2 separate regions of the Homo sapiens genome follow, and region 2 is linked to region 1. The links are chromatin contacts, found by Hi-C or POLR2A ChIA-PET in ENCODE. All regions are on one chromosome and are shown on one strand. Each heading gives the region's core, a stretch centred on a gene start or an enhancer-like site at or near the end of the contact. The rest is flanking DNA. Distances are from core to core; before and after follow the strand shown. Region 1 overlaps RARRES1 (retinoic acid receptor responder 1). Region 2 overlaps LOC100287290 (a long non-coding RNA gene).

What was found. A loop is a pair of places that touch in the nucleus more often than their neighbours do. ChIA-PET counts read pairs that join two places held with the same protein, here RNA polymerase II (POLR2A). Pooled maps may share reads with other maps.
Region 2: a loop to region 1 is called in a map of astrocyte of the cerebellum, with 4 times the contacts of the local background. The contact joins two enhancer-like sites. A Hi-C loop is called at or near these places in 20 of 168 maps with a recorded cell type or tissue (Caco-2, Calu3, HepG2 and 15 more) and 12 of 50 pooled maps. POLR2A ChIA-PET finds 5 or more read pairs at or near these places in 8 of 52 experiments (BJ, MCF 10A, PC-3 and 4 more).

What each region holds. Positions count from the first base shown.
Region 1 is chr3:158,714,408-158,721,293 of GRCh38, reverse strand. All of the region lies in intron 1 of RARRES1 (retinoic acid receptor responder 1), which reads left to right. Among named protein-coding and RNA genes, the nearest start is that of RARRES1, 15 kb to the left of the region's middle. RefSeq lists an enhancer at 5,273-5,773. Within about 2 kb of position 2,678, at least 6 of the 41 ENCODE cell types and tissues checked have a DNase peak (open chromatin) inside an H3K27ac peak, as active enhancers do; they include PC-9, where a contact is called at or near this core.
Region 2 is chr3:158,759,993-158,766,878 of GRCh38, reverse strand. All of the region lies in intron 4 of LOC100287290 (a long non-coding RNA gene), which reads right to left. It also overlaps the pseudogene RPL35AP9. Among named protein-coding and RNA genes, the nearest start is that of RARRES1, 31 kb to the right of the region's middle. RefSeq lists a silencer at 6,051-6,246. Within about 2 kb of position 3,243, at least 5 of the 41 ENCODE cell types and tissues checked have a DNase peak (open chromatin) inside an H3K27ac peak, as active enhancers do; they include PC-9, where a contact is called at or near this core.

The DNA.
Region 1 (6,886 bases), core at 1,429-3,928:
TCTAGAATGAAGTCCCTGTAAGAGACCATCTCTAATCAGATCCCCCACCCACCATTGTAACCTCAACCCCAAGTCTACCCTGACTTAATCTGCTAACTGCCCCAGGCTGGTCTGCTCGCTTCCATGCCCTGGCACACACACTACCTTTCCAGAGCACCCTCTCCCTCTCTCGGCTTGTCTAATCCTAGTCCTTCCTGGAGATGTCCCCACCTGCACTGGGTTATACTTTCATTTATACCTTGTCTGAAAGGGTCTGCATCCAGGGGCTCCTTCTAAAGTCTTGGATCACCTTTACTTCCATCTGTTACGGGTTGAGGTGTGTCTTCTAAAAAGAAATGTTATATCCAAAAAGTTCTAACCCTCAGTGACTAAGAATGTGACCTTAAGTGTAAACAGAGTCTTTGAAGATGTAATCAAGTTAAGATGAGGTCATACTGGATTAGAATGGGCCCTAAATCCAATGGCTGGTGTCCTTATATAATATTAAGGCCATGTGGATATGCAAACAGACTCAGAGGAAGACCACCATTTAAAGATAAAGGCGGCCCGGAGAATCCCTTGAGCCCAGGAGTTTGAGGCTGCAGTGAGCTATGATTGCACCACTGCACTCCAGCCTGGGTGAAAAGAGCAAGACCCATCTCAAAAACAAACAAACAATAATAGAGGCACAGATTGGAGTGATTCAGTTGTAAACTAAAGAATGCCAAGATCGACAGCCACCACCTAAAACTAGGAAGAGGCAAGGAGGGATTCTACCCAGAGTCTCAGAGGAAGCATGGCCCTGCTGACACCTTTAGATTGGCCTTCTGGCCTCCAGAACTGTATGAGAATAAATATCTGTTGTTGTAAGCCACCTAGTTTGTGGTACTTTGTTACGGGAGCCCTAGCACACTAATACATACATCATGCCTGGCAGTCTCCCTTCCAGAGGAAGGTTTGCAGTGGTTCTTGTCCACAGGGACCTTGGTTACAAGCAGTCCAAGAGCATCCCAGCGCTCTCTCTCTCTCTCTCTCTCTCTCACACACATACACACACACACACACACACACACACACACACCAGCAGCCAGCTTTTATTCTTCCTTTTCTTAGAGAGGTTGCTGGGCTCTATTTTTCTGTGCAGTCCTGTGCGGTATTTGGGAAAAACGGGGCTCTGCAGGCCAGTTTTCCTGCTTCCTGTGTTGTGACTTTGGCCAATTCCTTAAGTTTGGTCAAGTGCCTCCATTTCTTCATCCTTAAAATGGTGATAACAATCATACCTACTAAAGGGCTTTAGTGATATAATAGGTTAGTACATGGGTACTATGTTGGGTCGGGTGAGGCACACAGTAAGAGTACAACACGTAATCACTTTTATCATGATTCCCTCCAATGATGCTTCATATGTAAGCACTGAATGAATGCTTAATATTGATTTGCTAAGGATTTGAGGATCATTTACCAAAACATAAATAAATAAAATCTAGTGTGATGAGTTCAGGTCTTTGAAAGCATTCCATTGTACATTCTCTCGAACAGGTCTTTGAAAGTGGCCTGTTTCCCTCCAAACTGATTGCAAATCAAACCAAAATCAAAGTGCTGATCAGTCACTAAAGAGTACATGATGGTATGGCATATGAGGAAGGGGAGGTGGAAGGTATATGGGGAAGGGGATGGGACTGCCTCTTTTCACTGTCCAGTGGGGCCAAAAATCATCTATAAAATAAACACACAAAAAGTAAGGGCCGGGTGCAGTGGCTCAAGCCTGTAATCCCAACACTTTGGGAGGCCAAGACAGGTGGATCACCTGAGGTCAGGAGTTTGAGACCAGCCTGGCCAACATGGTAAAATCCCATCTCTGATAAAAATACAAAAATTAGCCGGGTGTGGTGGCAAAAGCCTGTAATCCCAGCTACTCGGGAGGCTGAGGCAGGACAATCGCTTGAACCCGGGAGGTGGAGGGTGCAGTGAGCTGAGATTGCACCATTGCACTCCAGCCTGGGTGACAGAGTGAGACTCTGTCTCAAAAAAAAAAAAAAAAAAAATTAGAGCATAAACCATGTTATTAGTGGCCCATGATTATGAAGAATTTAGTTCCAGGCTGTAGTACACAAGTCTTTTATACATAATTTTTTAAAAATCTACAGTGAAGAGCTACTAATTTATTCCTTCAGGTTATACAGTCATATGGTCATTTGCTTGCTTTTTCTTATTAAATAGCCCTTTTCGGAAAAATATTGGAACAATGTGCTCTGCCTTTGACTGTGTTTAAAGAAAGGGATGTCAAGTTTCCTGATCTGTTTCACAGATGGGCAGTTCTGGCAGTGTGTTGGGGAAAGGAATGAAATCACTGTAATCTATATTACAGGAATCCTTCTTTCCTCAGGAAAGCTAGAATTGTTGGTCACCTTTCCTCGTGTCAGATTTGGCTGTTTCAAAAAAGTCTACTTACTTTTTTCACGGCTTTGAATTTAATGGATTAGCTTTACACCATGTGGCTGTAGCAACCTGCTGTGTAAGTCCCAGAGGGAGCATCCCTGGGCAAGACCAGAGGTCTTTATAAGGTGAGTGCCTCTAAAGCCCCACCTCCCCACAGGGTGCCTCAGGGAACATCCTTATATGAGTCAGTTTCTTCACAGACCTCCATCACTATTTCTCTGGGATGCATGCCCAGAGTGGTATTTCTAGGTCATAGGGCATTCACACATAAGCTTGATTTGACCACATACGCCAGATTGCATATGCCAGACTGCAGTCGTAAAGCCCCAAACCCCACCCAGCAATGGGCCCTGTCCACTTTCTTGATTGCCAGTCTACTAGTGGTACTGTATTAACTCATTGCTTATTTAATTTGCATTTTTGTATTTCTGTAATTACTAATGAGTTTGAGTAGGCCTTCAGAGCTTTGTTAGCATACTTAATACATGTAGGGTGCTTAGAACAGTACCAGGCAATTGGCCCAATTATTGGGCTACTTGCATTATTCTGTACACACAAGCATCTTTTAAATGACACAATGTTAAAAATGTTGTTTTAAGGCCAGGCACAGTGGCTCACACCTGTAATCCCAGCACTTTGGGAGGCCGAGGCGGGTGGATCATGAGGTCAGGAGATCAAGACCATCCTGGCTAACATGGTGAAACTCCATCTCTACTAAAAATACAAAAAATTAGCTGGGCCTGGTGGCATGTGCCTGTAGTCCCAGCTACTCGGGAGACTGAGGCAGGAGAATTTCTTGAACCCAGGAGGCGGAGGTTGCAGTGAGCTGAGATCATGCAACTGTGCTCCAGCCTGGGCGACAGAGCAAGACTCTGTCTCAAAAAAAAAAAAAAATTGTCTTAATATAAAATGTATTCTAGTGATGATTTCTGATCTTGAATTACCTGCTTATTTTTTACTTTCTGATAGGACTTGGGGTTTGGTGGTTTATGACTGCTCTCACATGGCTGGTGGGAGGGTGGCCTGCCGCAGCCTGGCTGGGGGGCAACCTGGCATACTTGGTCCACCATATGCTTCTCTCCATTTCCACTGTCCTCACCTTGGCTCCAAGCCCTGCTCCCTCTCCCCGCCCCCTCAGCCAGCCTCCTGCTCTGTCTACATTAACTCTGCACAACTCCTCACTCCAGCATCATTCTCCACACTCCAGCTAGAGGGATCTTTTCAAAATCCCTCCTTCTGGTCCCTGGCTTTCCATTTCTCTCAGGACAAAATCCTCTTTGTAGCCTGCAGGTGTGGCCCTTGCCACCCAGTCAGCCTCTTACCGGGTCCCAGCTCCAGCTCCAGTCTTTCTGCCCTGGGGCCCCATGGCTGCTCCTCAGGCCCTTGCCAGCTCTCCTCCCCACACCAAGACCAATTCCTTCTTCATCTTCAGAGTTCAGCTCAAATGTCGCTTCCCTGATCCCTAGACTAGACCAATTCTCTAGCCATCCTCTCATAGCTCTTAAGTCAGCCACAATCAAATAATCAATCCTACAATGCTCTATTTAAGGCCCTCTCCCGCTAGACTGCCCGGAGAGTGGCTGCTGCTGTTTTGCTCTGTCTTTCCTGCACCCAGCACAGTACTTGGAATAAGGTAGGAGCTGAAATCATGGAGTGATGTTGTTGAACATCAACGACCCCTTTATCACAGAACATTTTAAATCAAGGACAGCCAAAGTTCAACACAGTCCTAAAACCACTGGAGAGCAAGTGCAGACACTGCATCCAGAGGAAGGTGGCCTGGCTCCCGCCCACTCCACACACAGGCCTGTGGCTGTGCGGCTCATCTCACCAGAGCAAAACAGCACGGGGCTCTTGTGACTCAGAGGAAGGGAGAAGGGAGAGGCCTTTGTGAGAGATAAAAGCACTGTGTCTTGATACATGATAAAGTACAACCAAAAATATAAACATTTTATTTTGGATGAAATGTGGACACTTTTAAGAGTGCTTGTTAACCAGGCGCAGTGAGTCACGCCTATAATCCTAGCACTTTGGGAGGCCGAGGCAGGCGGATTGCCTGAGCTGAGGAGTTCGAAACCAGCCTGGGCAACACGGTGAAAACCTGTCTCTACTAAAATACAAAAAATTAGCCAGGTGTGGCAGCGTGCACCTGTAGTCTCAGCTATGCAGCAGGCTGAGGCAGGAGAATTGCTTGAACCCAGGAGGCGGAGGTTGCAGTGAGCCGAGATCGTGCCACTGCACTCCAGCCTGGGTGACAGAACAAGACTCTGCCTCCAAAAAAAAAAAAAAGAGTGCTTCCTTAAAACAAAATAAATCAAATCAGCAAAGAAAATAACTCTTTAAAAGGACAGACTCCACACCAGCTCAGAGCCCTTCTCACTTTGCCTCCATGTGTTTCCAGAGCACTGTTGCGTCAAATCATATCTTAAGTCCTGTATTTAAAATATGCACAATTATATCAAGAATAAGGAAGACTTTAGTGAATCTTTTTGCATAGCATATAACCATGCCCGAATGTATCACTGGCGTGAAGGCTGATGTTCCTCAGGATTCTTATTCTACACATCTTCCCTGGGGGACTACATCAAATTCTATGGCTTTCACCACTACCTCTGCTGATCCTACTTCTATAACCCTCAGCATTTTCCGAGACATCTCAAATTTCCCCATGTGCCAGAGAATGAACCCTCCCAACTCAGCTTCTTCCTCATCTCATGAATGGCCTCCGCACCCACCCCTGCCCACCTCACAGCTAGAAACCTGAGGGTGTCGCTGACTCCTCTGCAGGAGGCTGTACCCAGGAAGCCCCTACTCAACAGGACAGGCAGACTCCCAGGTGCTGCGGTGCACATAGCAGGTGCGGGGTGCAGCGACCCATTCAAGGCTTAGAACCCACTGGCAAGCTGAAGTGTCGCCTTCTGAGTGTTAGTTGTTTGCGGGTGCCCATGTGGCTGGGAGTGTGAGAGGCAGCAAGCCACAGCCCTGTGTTCCTCCCACATTGGCAGGTACTAAGGATGCTGAACTTCAGGAATCTTTGAGATAAGAGGTCATGGGAGCCTTGTCCAGCCACTGTCAGGCATGTCTCATTTATATCCTTCCACTACTCATTGGGTGTTTCAGGAGTAACCCTGATGGGAGACCATGTTATATAACATCCCCTATCCTTGAACTTGGGTCAGTCTCTTGTGTTTAGCCCAGTTCTTCTGCTTTCTCATGCCTATAGATTTTAGTAATAATAAAAATAGTAAACAGACATTGAATTTTATGCTGACCCAGGCACTGTCCTAAACCCTGTTTATGCCTTATCCTACTGTTCACAACGCCCTGTGTATTGTGGATATGTTTAATGTTACTCTTCCAGACTTTGGGATCAAGTTCCAAGTCATCTCAAAAAAGTGAGGCTTTCCATGCCCTTGCACCCACCTCCCCAGACACCTTTTCTCCAGCTTCACTGTCCCCTGGAATTCCAACCCCTACATCCCACTCCCACACCTTTGTCTAACACTGGCTCCTCAAAGAGTTAGTTTAGGCCTCACCCACTCTAGAAAGCCTCCCGCAGGCTGCGATCTGCCACACTGATCAGCTACACTACAAAACTGTTTCCAAGATAGAAGCAGGTTTCTGGAAAGGCCGGGCTGGACATCATATTTCTTTATATCTCCCCAAGGCCTGGCATAGTAGGTGATTAACAGCGAATGAGTGAATAGACAGACTTGTGTGTGTGCGTTGTGTAAACCAAAATTAGTGCCTCAGCTTACAACAGAACTCGTTTGAAGACTGACGATGAGCCCTCAGCAAACTGCTCTGTGTGCAGTGCTCTCGGGAATTCTCTCTCCTTCCCCAGCAACATCTGTACATGTACAAGCTTAAATATTCCCTACATAAATAACCACCAAGGAATCCTTTCCTTCCCTTCTCCAGTTTCCCAGCATTTTTTAAGAATCTATAATAGGAATGGATGCTATCTGGTCTATTTAAAATAAAATAATGCTGTTTGTTTATTGAATTGCTACGCTAAGATGCAAAGGAAACTGGTGTTTCCAGAGTCCAACCTTAATCAATGCTATGTGAAATAACTTCAGCTCTATACAACAGCAAGTTCCCTTTCCTCTCTAGGAAATATTTCTTTTACTGATTTATCATTTTGCTCTCTTAAAAAAAAGATGGCAAACAATAAGAACTTCTTCTAAACAGTTTAAATTGCAATGACATAGATATGTATATTCTAAAATATGCATTGAAATCAATTCAACAGTTTTAAAGGCTAAACATTAACATTTCTGAAGTTTAAAAGTATGCTTGCCTATAAAAACTGCAAACGAAAGAAAGAGCATAGCATTGGAAGACTTCTTCAGTGTTGGTGATTCATCCTGTTGCAGACTGAAGTTCCACCTCACGCCTGTGCTTGTGGGTCCCCTCTGCCTGTACCGGGTGTCCCCCACCTAGATCTGGGATGGCTGCTTCCTTC
Region 2 (6,886 bases), core at 1,994-4,493, 45 kb before region 1:
TTTATCCTGGGAGAAATCGGGAGTCACTGAAGTAATTTAAGCAAGGAAGGGACATGATCAGATTTGCATTTTAGAAATATCAAATAGTGATTTAAACCAGGGGAGTGGTAGTGGAGATGATGAGAAGTAGCAGAATTTAAGAATCATTTAGGAGGCAGAATTTATAGATCATGGAAACTGAATGAATGAGATGGATGAGAGAGGGGGGGAAGTCAAGATCAAGCTGCAGGTTTCTAGTACAAGCAAGTGGGAGAATGGAGGTGCCATTCCTGAGCTAGAGCACGTAGAAGAAAAACAGGTTTGGAGAAAGTGGGAAGACAATGATTTTGTTTGAGCTGGTTGAATCTGAGTCACCTGTAGGACATCCAAGTGTAGACAGATGTCCATCACATGGTTGTGCATTTGGGTCTGGAGCTCAGCAGAAAATCTGGGATTTGGAAGGCATCAGCATAGAGATGGCTGTGAAAGCCATGAAAGTCAGGGGGTGGGCAGGGGGTGTAAACTGGTTAGTTGATGGATTAATTGGTTGGTTTAAAGGTAATACAGACAGTTAATACTAGCTCTCCAGCTGAAGAATCAGAGCACATTTCAAGAAGATCAGTTTAACATTCCAAGGCTAGAGCTTAACCAAGACCACGCTAACTCTGTTCAAGGGCCTAGAGCCGCACTGCCCAACACAGCAGCCACTAGCTGCATGTGCTTTCTTAAATTTAAATGAATTTAAATTTAATTTAAAACTCACTTCCTCAGTCATACCTGCCACCTTTCCCATGCTTGATAGCCACATGTGACTAGTGACTACCATATTTGGCAGCACAGATATTATGGAACATTTCCAACATCACAGATAGGTCCATTGGACAGTGTTGCCCTAGTTATTTGCATTGTCAAAATTAAGAGCTGACGCAAACACCACAAGCATTGTGCAGCTTAAATTAGCAGAGGAGGGCAGCAAGATGATGCATGTCCTTTCCAAGCCACTCATCACCCAAGAAAAATATACTTAAACCAGGCACCCCAGATGCAGCCTGTCTTGTGCTCCAGGAGAAGGAGCCCCTGCAGCTCTGCCTTTTGCTATAGACTTTGAGACTGAGAGCAGGCGGCAAAACCTAACCAAGGATGTGACTGGAGGCTTTTGTGGGAAGGAAGCCTCTTAGTGGAGATGAATCTCCTGCCAGCTGATCAAGGGTCCCCCTTCCAGGGTTCTAGAGGAAGTGAGCCATGGAAATTCCTTAGGCAGGGTAGAAGCCCTGTGCCCAGTGGCTTGTTGCCAGGAACCCAGAGAGATTCAGGTCATTCGGGGGACAGTACTACCAGGGCCTTCTCAATGATAAAGCACATTCTATGCTTCTTTTCTAAATTAAGCTTTAAACCTTTATTGACAATGTTATATTAATGATATAAAAAGTTAGACTCACAGGACATTGGAAGTCATCTGGTTTTCTCCTGACACAGCTGGGAGAGATGACCCTTCCTCTGCTGATGGTCCTCCAGTGACCTCCCCAGTGGAGGATTTATAATTTAGATAGATGTGTGTGTGCATGCGTGAGTGCGTGTGTGTGTGTGTGCGAGGGAGAGAGAAAGAGAGAGAGAGAGGCTCTCTACTGGTTCTGTTTCTCTGAAGAACATTGAATAATACACAGATAATATCCAGTTCAACCACATTCTATTTAATAGCTACATGGCAATCCAAATCCATGTTGATGGATATTTGCGCTGTTTGTTACAGTGCCACAGTGAACATTCTCAGTCATGTCTCAGTGTGTGCAAATGCACTTTTAAAATGCATTGTAGAAGTGGAGTTGCTGGATCAAAGGGCATGGACATTTAAATTTCATTAGGTGTTGCCAATTTCCTTTCCAAAAAGTTGCACCAATTTACATGCTACTAACCAGGAATAAGAATGCCTGTTTTTCCATGTAAGAAGTGGTTGGTTGGTTGCTTAGTTTGCTGGTTGAAGATGGGCAACACTTAAGCATGCTTAAAACAATGAAATGAAAGAAAGGGGCAGGAGAAATAGAGAAAGAGAAGATTATAGAAAGGGAGAAGCTAGAGGAGAAAGAGCACAGAGTGCATGTGCAGGGATTCACCCTGGAGAGGAGGAGGGACTCTCCTTCCATCACAACAAAAAGAGGAGAATGGGGTGGAGCTAGTCAGTTTGTAAGTTTGGTGGCAGGAAGAGGCTTTTATTTTTTCTGAAAGGTAAAAGGCATGAGTGGTTGCTTAAAGTGATGGTGGAGGAATTAGGTTGGGAGGTTGGTACAGAATAAATATTAAGGTAACCACCATGAAGAATAGGAGGGAAAGTTGACTGGTAAAACAAAGAATGATTTCCAAGCAGCATTTAAGTCTGATCGTTTATTTTTAGCCAAACACAAGTTTTCAAAAACACTTCCACTCAGTCTCCATCAATACATCCCTCCCTCCTAACAGAACACAATGGAGGAGCCACTTGCAGGCAGGCCACCATCTGAGAATCCCTCAAGACCAGGAAGGCAAGTGGGGACCTTCCCAAGCATGGAAGTTAAGCCCCCACTGCAGGGTTTTTTGTGTACCAGAGGCATCCATGTTCTCCTAACTCTATAACCAAGGGCCTCTCTCCACTTGGTTACAGAGGCACCTATGGTGTGGTTTCAGGATGTCCTCAAAACATCTCCCCCATCACTCCCGAAAATTCACCTCAGAGAACTAAGAGTTGGTCCTTGCTTCTTGCTGAGGTACACAACAGATGCCCACTGCAGCCTATATTCCTTAGTAAGGACTAAGATCCCTTAGTCCAGTCCTATTGTCCAGCCCTCTCTCCAACAGTTCATCCCATGCTAACTCTGATGGTGCCGCTGCACTCCAACCTGGGCTACAGAGTGAGACCTTGTCTGAAAAATAAATAAAAAATAAGACACCTATCAATGACCCCCTGCGACAGTGCAGCAGTGGGGGAAGGACCTCGTAGGCAGGTTGTCTATGTGCTGCCAAGGGCAGGTCAGAAGGAGGGACCCTAACAAGCTGCCTTCGCCTTGAAGCTCCGTGTTTCACTGTTTGGCCCTGCCAACACATAGAAATTAGATACCCACATGTTTTTTCAAATTAACAAACCTAAAATTGTATTTATTTACTTTTCAATGAATTTGAATCCTCCAGTGGTACAGCATCACATGGATTCTGTGCCCAATGGCCTTAGCAGGAGGGTGGCTTTGGAACTTGGCACAAACCACGCTGTTCTTTCCTTGGGCACAAGTTACCTTTCCCCAGATGACTCTGGTTTTGTTTGATTTGCTGCCAGGGCCACTGTGTTGTTCTTTGCACACATAAGTACATCTGTTTCCCAAATAAAATTCAGTTTCATCTCGGGCATAAACACCTTCAATTTCAAGAACAGTTGTGTGCTCCCTCTGGTTCCAGAAATGTCACTTCTAGCAAAAGTGGCCTCAGGGCACAGCCCTGCAGACATGTTTGCTGTTTCAGAAGCCCTGTTCCCATGGGCCTCTCCAGGCTCCAAGAGGGCAAAAAGAATGAATTTGATATCTTTTGATAGAATAAGAATCTCTGTTTCATTAGAGAAGAACAAAGTACTATCTTATACAATGTATCCCAAAATAAACTGTTTTAATTGCTGAATCTAAGACGTAGTGATACATGTAGTCCTAAATCTTACTCCAATTCCTTAAAACTAGCTTGAATTTCCAGAAGGTTGGTGTCCTACTATTTGTGATGAAAAATTAACACTACAAAAAAAATAGCTCCACTAATAATTCCACCAGCGAAAAATTACTTCACTTCTCACTATTGAGATTTTGAAAGACTGCGTATCTGTTTACCTGGACATCTTCCTAAATTTCATAATTAATCCTCAAATGATGTAAGTAAAAGTTCTGCAGGTCAGTAGGAGGAAACAGAATTGAATTTTATAAAGTATTAAGATTTCTCAAGATACGGCCAAAGGCCATACTCCCTTGGGCTCTGGAGGATCATGTTCTCAGGAAAAGTAGAGTTAGGGTTGGAGAGAACTCAAAAAGGATATGAGGGGTGTAGCAGGATGTGGTCATTGCGATTTAGGAGGCCTCACCCCCCTTGAGTCAGTAATAATTATAATACTGAACACTCCTGGGGTACTTTTGAAACCTTAGAAGCCCCTCAAGGCCCCACCATGGGTCCAGTGCACTGCGTTGCTGAGAAAGGTCATTTTTACAAATATCACGTAACCTGATGTGCTCTGAGGTGGTGGACAGCATGGGGGAGGAGGAGCTCCATCCTGACTGAGTGCTAAGTGTTGCAGTCATACCCTCCTCACTGAGGGTACTGTGCGTCCACTCTGCCTGTCCACAATTGACAGCAGGGCAGTCAGTGAGCCTCTGAAGACACAGTCTGAACACACACACCTCTACCTGAACATTTGAATGGCCCCACATCACTCTTAGAACAAAGGCCGAATACCTAATATGGTCTTTGTAACTTGGTATCTGTCTTAGTCCATTTGAGCTGCAGTAACAAAGTATCTTAGACTGCGTAACTACCAAAAAAAAAAAAAAAAATTATTGGTCACAGTTCTGGAAGCTGAGAAGTCCAAGATCAAGGCACTGGCAGATTTGGTGTCTGGTGAGGGCCATTTCCTCATATACAGGAGTCTTTTTACTGTAAGCTCACATGGCAGAAGAGAAAAATGAGTTCCCTGGGTGCCTTTTATAGGCACTAATTCCATTCATGTGAGCTTCTCTTAATACTCGTTTGGATTAGGTTTCAACATATGACTGGAGGCAAGGGAACATTCCCATCAGAGGGGTATCTGACTTCTGCCCACTTTCCCACTTCACCTTCCCCATCCTGCTCCTGCCACTCTGTCCTTTTATGAGCTCCTCAAGCATTCCAGATGGGCATCGTCCCACGGCAGAGTTCTGCACATGCTGCCCCCAACCCAGGGCGCTCTCCCTTCCCCACCTCCTTGCCTTGCCGAAACTTTAGGAAGCTCATTTATCTTGACTGGATTGCTTAATATTAGTCTAATGTTTAAATTGTCCAGTTGAGATAACAGGGTCCCCTTTAGTGCCATGAGTCTATGATTATTCTCTTTTTCTGGAGGACAGAGATGCAAAAGTTAAAGTAATCAAACTACTGTTAAGTTATAGAGAATAAAATTCAAGAGTAAACCTTTACTGTGTTAGGGGTAGAAATTTGCATGTTAATTATATGCTGTACTGGTGGGGAATGAAGCCAAATGTTACATTTATAAAGGATGGTACAGCACTATGCCATTGATTCATGTTTCAAGCGTTTATTGAGAGCCTGTGATGTACCTGTGCCAGGTATTAGGAAATAACACAGTGAGCAAAACAGACATGGGCCTTGCCCATATGGAGATCACAGCTCAGTGGGAGAGGAAGACGTTAATCAAATAATCATACACATAACTGCACAACTGCCTATTGTGATAAATTCTCAAGGGAAAGGTTCTGAGAGAGGTAAACTAGTCTGGGTGGCAAGCTTACTGAGAAACAGACCGTTAAGCTGAGACCTAAAGCAGGAGTGTGAAACAAGGCAAAGGGACCAGCCAGTGCCACCACTGCCTTGCAGGAAGCCCACAGCCTACCTTCCTACCAACACACAGAGCCCACCCGACGCGGCCAGAGCCAAACACAGCCATGCTCTCCTTCTCTCCACATCGACAGAAACACGTGCACATCCACACCCAAAGTGGGCAAGTAGACGTAGCCCAACAGAAGGAGAAACCCCACATGGATTACTCATCTCATCTTACCACAATCAACACAAAATTAAACACAGCAGTGCATCCACACTCTTATTATGACTTCCTTTTTTATTGAACTTTTAGTTTTTCTGTTATAAATATTATGAACTTTTTACAAATTCAACTCTTTCAATGAACTATAATTATCATTTTCAGGGCCACGTTCACATTTCCAAAGGCAGGCAGGAGCTCTCTAGGTCAATGCCTATGTCCTTTCATCACGGTTCCTAAACCACTTGAAATCATTATTTTGCTCCAGATCAATCCTGAGGTTTTCTCTGATTAAGACAGGAAATCAGCTTCCCTGTAAGGGGCCCTGGCTCCTTATAGAGACCAAATTCTGAGCAAAGGGGGACACACAAGAGAGTGAGCAACGGCCAAGCACCCCCACTACTCTCCTGTATCGTTAGCAGTGCTAGAGTGAAGGTACATCTTTGAGGACTTGCATTCTCAATAATGCTCTGATTTAACAGACCATGTTGTTGTAACCTACTTTTCTGATAGGATGAGATTTCACTGACCATAAGATTTTTTCTTTTCTGCTCTTTCTTTCCTCAGGGAAACTGAGGCTGAGAGAGCCTGTATGACATGTCCAGGATGCCATCAGCAAGCAGTGGGATGCTATTTCAAACCTGGTCTAATCACAAAGCTTGTGTCCTCTCTATTACAAACCATTTTGTGGAACAGAAGCTACAGTTCTGGTCATTCATTTATTTATCCCATAAATCAATCTTTCTTTATAGCTTACGACTCACCTTCTTCCCTTCTCCATCCTGTCTCATGGTCGTAAGATGATCGAAGTAGGTCCTGTCCTTCCTGAACACGCTGCCAAACTTCTTTTAATTTTTAAATATGTGAATAGAGACAGGGTCTCACTATGTTGGCCAGGCTGGTCTCGAACTTCTGGACTCAAGCAATCCTCCTGTCTCTGCCTCCCAAATTGTTGGGATTATAGGCATGAGCCACCGTGCCCAGCCCACACTGCCAATGATGAGAAGAAAATGTTCCTAGAATGGCATTCAAGGAATCTTTTCAAGAAAAAGCACTTTTATAAATTATTTTTATGCATTAATGAATTATTCTCTCAGGTAATCACATTGGCTCACATTTCAAGGTCAAGATCAGGATGAGGAGTAGAGGATAATA